2 separate regions of the Homo sapiens genome follow, and region 1 is linked to region 2. Evidence: chromatin contacts called from ENCODE Hi-C or POLR2A ChIA-PET data. All regions are on one chromosome and are shown on one strand. The core of a region is the stretch at or near the end of the contact, and the rest is flanking DNA. Distances in the headings are between cores, read along the strand shown.

Evidence for each region. Hi-C counts contacts between places; a loop is a spot of excess contacts on that map. ChIA-PET counts read pairs that join two places held with the same protein, here RNA polymerase II (POLR2A). Pooled maps may share reads with other maps.
Region 1: a loop to region 2 is called in a pooled map, with 2.1 times the contacts of the local background. The contact joins the enhancer-like site here to the promoter of ZNF487 in region 2. A Hi-C loop is called at or near these places in 1 of 168 maps with a recorded cell type or tissue (B cell) and 6 of 50 pooled maps. POLR2A ChIA-PET finds 5 or more read pairs at or near these places in 7 of 52 experiments (BJ, CD4-positive, alpha-beta memory T cell, HEK293 and 4 more).

What each region holds. Positions count from the first base shown.
Region 1 is chr10:43,303,518-43,307,749 of GRCh38, reverse strand. No RefSeq gene overlaps it. Among named protein-coding and RNA genes, the nearest start is that of LINC02633, 17 kb to the left of the region's middle. Within about 2 kb of position 2,894, at least 9 of the 41 ENCODE cell types and tissues checked have a DNase peak (open chromatin) inside an H3K27ac peak, as active enhancers do.
Region 2 is chr10:43,435,245-43,439,255 of GRCh38, reverse strand. ZNF487 (zinc finger protein 487) reads right to left here and starts at 2,145. Exons shown (of 4, transcript NM_001355444.3): 1 at 1,994-2,145. RefSeq lists a silencer at 1,861-2,520 and an enhancer at 2,621-2,690.

The sequences.
Region 1 (4,232 bases), core at 1,645-4,144, 130 kb after region 2:
CTAATTTTGTATTTTCAGTAGAGATGGGGTTTCACCATATTGGCCAGGCTGGTCTCGAACTCCTAACCTCAGGTAATCCACCCGCCTCGGCCTCCCAAAGTACTGGGATTACAGGCGTGAGCCACCATGCCTGGCCAAAACTGGCGGAATTTTATGCGGGAGGGAGGTGAAGAAGCCCCCTCCCAGGAGCAGGTCAGGCGCAGGTGAGAAGTCCCAGCATGGCTGGCAGGGCCAGTGGGGAGGCTCCGTGGCCCAGCAGCTGGGTCTGCGGGGGGTTCTGCTGCCCCTTGACAGACCTTTCAGGAGGCTCAGCCTCGTCATCACCATAAGCTAGGGTGATGGCACTGCAGGCTGGCAGGCTACACTAGAGATGCAGCCCTCCTGGTGAGGAATGGGGTGACACCCTGCCCTCAACCAGGAGCAGAGGGCCCTGTCTGGGGGCTCCTAGTGTGGCCCCAGAGTGCCTAGGGGCCACAGAGTCCAGCAGCGTGTGGAGCCCATATGCACACTCAGCTTTCCTAGTGACAGGTGAAGCCAGCTGGACTTTCTGGGTCCAGCAGGTACTTGGATAACTTTTCTGTCTAGCTAGGAGGATTGCAAACGCACCAATGAGCACTCTGTAAAAACGCACCAATCAGCGCTCTGTGTCTAGCTAAAAGATTGTAAATGCACTAATCAGCACTCTGTAAAATGGACCAATCAGCACTCTGTAAAATGGACCATCAGCAGGATGTGGGCGGGGACAAATAAGGGAATACAAGCTGGCCACCCCTCCCAAACCTCTGCCTCAGCCTCCAGAGTAGCTGGGATCACAGGCATGTGCCACCATACCTGGCTAATATTTTTGTTGCTGTTGTAGAAATGGACTCTCCCTTTGTTGCCCAGACTGGTCTCAAACCCCTGGTCTCAAGTGATCCTCCCACCTCAGCCTCCCAAAGTGCTGAGATTACAGGTGTGAGCCACTGCGCTCAGCCATATAACAGTTATTAACCAGAAATTTCACATCCTTTTTTTTCTTACAAAGCATTCAAAATGCAGTGTGTATTTTACCCTCCAGCACATTTCCATTTGGGCCAGCCACGTTTCAAATGTCCATCAGCTGCCTGTGTCTCTTGGTCATGGTAGTGGACAGTTGTGGTGGTTCAGTCAGGCTGGTGGGAAAAATTTTAGTTATAATAGCTACAAACCTTCTTGGAAGGCCTCAGAGTTCGCATAACTTCAGTAATAAATCTGACTGAAGGCAGCCTAGTCCCCTTACCTTTAGTTAAATAAATTAGGGTAGAAACAAAGGAGTGTAGGGAGTTTATCTAACAAACTTGTTTAATCATGTGGTCTTAAGACTAACCTTTGTTATACTGAGGGTGCTTAATTGCTTTCTACTTGGGAGGTCCGCAATGTCAATTACCCTCTAGTGGTGTTGACTCAAGCCTTTGTCAATTAATCTTTACTGAATAAATGCGAGTCTCACTAGCTGTTCTGGCCGCAGTGGCAACTGTTTGCGGCACTTTGCATGTAGTCTGTAAGCTGCCCAGACGCTCAGCTGGACTGGCAAAGCAGAGTATCTGTGTATCAGTGTACTTTATTCATCCATCCTTGGGTCAGGGTCTGCGGGACAGACCCCCACAGCCGGTGCCCCCACGTGATGAACACTGGGAAGGAAGCAGAACGGACCCGAGAAAGGAAGGTGAAAAAGGAAACACGTGGTCAGTGAGTAATCAGTAAGTCATTGGTGCCCACTTGGGATTTCCAAGTTCGGGGGAGATTGTTCATGCTGAGATTTCATCATGGGACAACAGTTATCAGCTCAACAGAAACAGTATATAAAAGTGTTGAAACAGTTGCTAAAGGCTAGCAGACCATCAGTTTTGCAGGCTCAATTAAAGGACTTAATGCAAACTGTTGAATCCCAAAGCCCATGGTTCCCTGAAAAAGGCACACTAAACATGAAGCTGTGGGAACAAGTGGGGAGAAATATTTATTTATTTATTTATTTATTTATTTGAGATGGAGTTTCACTCTTGTTGCCCAGGCTGAAGTGCAATGGCACAATCTCGGCTCACCACAACCTCCGCCTCCCACGTTCAAGCGATTCTCCTGCGTCAGCCTCCCGAGTAGCTGGGATTACAGGCATGTGCCACCACGCCCAGCTAATTTTGTATTTTTAGCAGAGACGGGGTTGCTCCACATTGGTCAGGCTGGTCTCGAACTCCCGACCTCAGGTGATCCGCCCACCTCAGCCTCCCAAGGTGCTGGGATTATAGGAGTGAGCCACCGCGCCCGGCCTGTGGGGAGAAATCTTAAACAACATTATGCACAAGGGAAACAGGTCCCAGTAACAGCTTTAACGCTATGGGCTTTAATTAGAGCAGCCCTGCTTCCATTATACATGCAAGAGCCTAAAAAGGGGAAAGAGGAGGAACTGTCACCCACCTTATCGCCTTGTGTTCCCTCAGCCCCAGTATCACCGGGGCAAAATAACAAAGAGGAAAGGGAGGTTTCACCTGAGCCCCCTCCTCCAATAAGTAGGAAAAAAGACAAGAAACATGCTCCAGCTATGGGACCTTGTCTTAGGCAAGCGGCATTAAGAGGGCCCTTAGTCTGCCCGTAATGCAAGATCGGCAAGGCAATCAGCTACATAAGGTGTTAAGAAAAGGCATTAGAGGCCCGATCCCGGGGGCGGGGGCGGGGGCGGGGGCGGGGGGCGGGGAGCGGTGCGGCCGAGCTAGCAAGCATTAAGTAGAAGGGAAAGCTCCGCGGCCAGGAAGTTCGCGAAACCGAAGCCAGCAAGTGCTCCCGGGAACTCTGCACCGAGGGCGGCAGCTGCAGCAAAGAGCCAGGCCCGGCGCGGAAAAGTTAGCCTGTTAGGGCGGGGCAGGAGGCACGCGGGAAAGTCTGACTAGCCAGCGGCGCCCGTGGGAGGAAGTCTCACAGGCGAAAATCAGCACAGAAAAAAGGGGCGCCTTTGCAAGCGGTAACGCTGCCGCTGCCCCAGGACCCGCCTCCTCAGCTCTCCAGCTCCGCAGGCGGCCCACGGCAAAATTTCGAGTGCTCCTTGTAGAGGAGCGACATCCCAAAGTATAATTCTATGCTAAGATTTAAGTAAAATTTAAGATTTGAAAAACCTCTTTCTGATAATGGCCACTGTTCTCTTTCTCTTACCCCTAGCGTGACTCTCCAAATCCAATTTAAGCAAAACTAACCTCTAAAGGGGGAGAAATTACAAAAGTCCCATGAGTTAGTTAAGGAGCAATTAAAATCAAGCTCTGCTCCCTAGTGAAAAAAAATTTCCTGATTGCAAGATTATTCATTTTATGGATAATATTCTAACAGCCCTTAAAATTCACCCATTTTCGTCATTCCCAAAAAGTCTAGTAAATATTTTACCTACAAAAATAGTTCATTCCCCCCTACCTGATGCTTTAACACTGTTTACTGATGGGTCTAGTAAACAGAAAAGTGGCAGTCTAGTACAGACCAAATTCAATCACTCAATCTGTTTGCTAGCAGAGAGCTGAGATTAGGGCTCTGATACTGGCCTTAGAAACTTTTTCAACTCAGCCCATCAATATAGTTAGTAATTCTGCTTACTCTGTGTATTTACTACAGAACCTTGAGACAGCACTAATTAAGTCTACTCTGGAGCCAGCCCTGTGTGCTCTTTTTCTTTGACTTCAGCAATTGCTAGATCAACATATACATACTATTTTTATTACACACATTCAAGCCCACAGCTCACTGCCTGGCCCATTGGCTTATGGCAATGAACAAGCAGACCTTCAGGTTATGACATCACTGCTTGACCAAGCCACCCAATCACATCAATTTTTCCACCAAAATTGGACAAACTTATCTAAACAATTTCAACTTACACAGAGACTGGCTAAACAAATTATCCTACAATGCCCAGATGGCCAGCTCACAGGCATGTCCCCTCCTTCAACAGGTGTTAACCCTAGAGAACTAGAACCTAATCAGTTATAGCAAACAGATGTTACCTACATCCCTAAATTTAAAAAACTAAGATATGTGCGTGTATCCATTGATACCAACACTCATTTAATTAGTGCACATGCTCTGCTTAGAGAGTCCACTCGATACGTCATTAAACATCTTTTAACTGTTACATTTATAAGACAACCCGCAAAAATTAAGACTGATAATGGTCCGGCTTATGCCACCTCACAATTTCAACAATTTTGTCACACGTGGAATATCCAACATTCCACAGGCAT
Region 2 (4,011 bases), core at 896-3,395:
GCTGATTTTTTTTTGAGACGGAATCTCGTTCTGTCACCCAGGCTGGAGTGCAGTGGCGTGATCTCGGCTCACTGCAACCTCGGCCTCCCGGATTCAAGCAATTCTTCTGCCTCAGCCTCTCAAGTAGCTGGGATTACAGGCATGTGCCACCATGCCCGGCTAATATTTTTGTACTTTTAGTAGAGACAAGGTTTCACCATATTGGCCAGGCTGGTCTCAAACTCCTGACCCTCTGATCCACCCACCTCGACCTCCCAAAGTGCTGGGACTACAGGCGTGAGACACCGCGCCCGGCCTGCCCAGCTAATTTTTGTATTCTTTATTTTATTTTATTTTTTGTGGAAACAGGATCTCGCTATGTTGCTCAGGCTGGTCTGGAACTCCTGGACTCAAGCAATCCTCCCACCTTGGCCTCCCAAAGTGCTGGGATTACCAGCATGAGCCGCTGCATCCAGCCAAGATTTTCTTCCTAAGGCTGAATGATATTCTATTGTATATGACACATTTTGTTTATCCATCTATCAATGGACACTGGGGTTACCTCTCCCTTTTGACTATTGCAAATAATGCTGCTATGAACATGACTGTACAAGTAACTGAGTCCCCGCTTTCATTTCTCTTGGATTCAGACCCAGAAGTGGTACTGCTGGATCATATGGCAATTCTATTTGTTAATTTTTTGAGGGAACTGCCATACTGTTTTCCATAGCTGCTGTACCATTTTACATTCTTACCAACAATACACAAGGGTATATTTCTTAATATATGGGGGCTGGGTGCAGTGGCTCACGCCTGTAATCCCAGCACTTTGGGGGGCTGAGGCAGGTGGATCACCTGAGGTCAATAATTCGAGACCAGCCTGGCCAACAAGGCAAAACCCTGTCTCTACTAAAAATACAAAAATTAGCCGGGTGTGGTGGCACGTGCCTGTAACCCTCGTCACTTGGGAGGCTGAGGCAGGAGAATTGCTTGAAGCCAGGAGGTGGAGGTTTCAGTGAGCCAAAATCACGCCACTGCACTCCAGCCTGGGCGACAGAGGGAGACTCCACCTCAAAATATATATATATATGGAACCTAAGACAAAAGCCTGCACTCACCCCTAATCTGCTAAATTCAAGTTCTCTCCATGATGAGGTTTCAAAAGGAATTAGTGCAAAATGTATTTAAGGATATGACCAGAAAGGAGAAAGAAAAAACAAATGGCTATTACACACACAGCAGAAAAGTAACACTAGGAGGCAAAGGAACTCAATGAAGAAATATTTCGGTGGCAGGCGGTGGTTCAGCCTGTAATCCCCGCACTTTGGAAAGCTAAAGCAGGAGAATCACTTGAGCCCAGGAGTTCAAGACCAGCCTGAGCAACATAGTGATACCCCTGTTTCTATTTATAAATAAATAAATAAATAAATATTTCCAACCAAAGAATACAAACTTAGTAAAGCTAATGAAGGAAGAACACAGTGAAGAGCTGCCGATGTAAGAGAAAAAAAGAAAATTTCCGGAGGAAAAAAGTTCAAAGATTTGCAACTATTTCCTCAGAAGGAACTGGGAAAAGGGAGTTTTGAGTAATAAGGCCTTGTGCAAGTTTCTGACTCTTAAGGATGTGAATGTACTGCCTTAAAAAATAAACTAAAAAGAGCCTCTTTTCTCACCACAACTCAACAATCATGAAGGTATCCTTGCAAGTGTGTGTAGACCTCTCATGCCTCCTAGGTCCAGGGTCACTCGTCCAGGACTCTCCCAATATCCCTGCCCAGAGGAAGCGCTTCCTCAGACTCGGTTCCTTCTGGTTGCCCTTGTCTCGCTTCTCTAGGGTGGGCTGGCCGCTCCCGCACTGGGGTCAAAGATCCTCCGGGTTCTCTCTGCCACGACTCGCCCTGATCCCAAATCCCAGCCCCACGGTCCCCACCCCCAGCGGGCCCAGTCCCCGCTCGATCCTGGGTGTGCGGCCCTCGACCTCAGACCCGGCCCCTGCCCGCCGGCCGCCCCTCACCTCGGCCTCGGAGGCTCCACGCTCCCCCTCTCACAGCCCGCACCTCGGCGGTCTCTCGGAGGAGGGAGGAACCCGAGGTACCTGGTAGTCGTAGCTGAGGAACTTACAGGCTTGTTGACCATCTCACCATGGAAACTGCCGCAGCGCTCCCTGGGCGGGGCCGCCGAGGGGCGGGGCCTGCGCGAATCCCGGGCGCCCGCCAGTCCAGCGCTCCCTGCGCTTCCGGAAGCCTTGCTGCTCCCGCGTGCCTAGCGGGGGCTCGGCCCTATGCCACGGGCATCCCACCCTGCTACCAGCTGCCCTCTTGTCCGCTGGCCGGACTCTTACCCCAGCCTTCTTCAGGAAGACACGGCGCAGTCCGGCTTCCCCACGAAAGCGAAGGTCGCTGGGACCGCGGCTGGGCGTCCGGGGGCGGGGCCGCGACGCCATTGTGACGCGCTCGGAGCAGGGCTGGGCCGAGGACCCCGGGCGCTGGAGGGCAGGCCCTAGCCACTGCTCCTGAGGCCCTGGAGGCAGCTGACGCTTGAGGCCGCTGGGCGCCGCAACGTGAGCCCAAAGGACGCCCCGCTTCAAGACTGGCGCAAGAGGAAAAAATGAAGGTCGTTTTCTGCGGAGGATGTTAGGAGAACGAGAACTGCGGGCCAGAGAACTGACCTAGCTTAAGGAGCGCAGGCAGCCTCTGCCGCCGGCTCTTGGGGAGACACGGAGAGGATGGGGTCCCCGCTCCGCATCAGGTCCTCTGACGCACCCCGGCTTTCCAGGAGGTAGGACTGGCCACAGGCCTCCTTCCCAGGGACAAAGTGCAAAGCAGAGGCTGTCAGCAGCGTGACCTTCGCTGCAGGAGAAATACGCGTCCAGTTCGTTTTCGTCAGAGTTCTGCTACATCAGGCCTGCCGTATTTGCTGTACACAAATCAGCCAACTTCCCAGGCCTGGGTGCGGAGGTATTTGTTAAGCACATGCACACAGTTGGAATTAGCAGCCTCAGGGATCAAAAGTTGTCCTTTTTTTTTTTTTTTTTTTTGGAGACGAAGTTTCGCTCTTGTTGCCCAGGCTGGAGTGCAGTGGCGCGATCTTGGCTCACTGCAACCTCCGCCTCCCGAGTTCAAGTGATTCTCCTACCTCAGGCTCCCGAGTAGCTGGGATTACAGTCGTCCGCCACCACGCCCGGTTAATTTTTTTTGTTTTTAGTAGAGATGGGGTTTCACCATTTTGGCCAGGCTGGTGTCGAACTCTTTTTTTTTTTTTTTTTTTTTTTTTTTGAGACGGAGTCTCGCTCTGTCACCCAGGGTGGAGTGCAGTGGCGCGATCTCAGCTCACTGCAAGCTCCGCCTCCCAGGGTCACGCCATTGTCTTGCCTCAGCCTCCCGAGTAGCTGGGACTACAGGCGCCCGCCACCACGCCCGGCTAATTTTTTGTATTTTTAGTAGAGACGGGGTTTCACCGTGTTAGCCAGGTTGGTCTTGATCTCCTGACCTCGTGATCCGCCCGTCTCGGCCTCCCAAAGTGCTGGGATTACAGGCATGAGCCACCGTGCCCGGCCTGGTGTCGAACTCTTGACCTCAGGTGATCCACTGGCCTCGGCCTCCCAAAGTGGTAGGATTACAGGCGTGAGCCACCGCGCCCCTGCCCAAGAGTTGTCATTTCTGTAGCAAAGCAGCTAAGCAATATTCTTTTGCCTGCCACCTAAATGTGATTAGGTGCAGCATCATTAAGAAAAAAAATAAAAAGCCCGGGCGTGGTGGCTTACGCCTGTAATCCTAACACATTGGGAGGCCAAGGCGGGTGGATCACCTGAGATCAGGAGTTTAAGATCAGTCTGGCCTACATGGTGAAACTCCAACTCTACTAAAAATTCAAAATTAGCTGGGTGTGGTGGCACATGCCTGTGATCCCAGTTATTCGGGAGGCTGAGGCAGGAGAATAGCTTGCACCCGGGAGGCAGAGGTTGCTGTGAGCCGAGATCTCGCCATTGCACTCCAGCCTGGGCAACAAGAGCGAGACTCTGTCCCAAAAAAA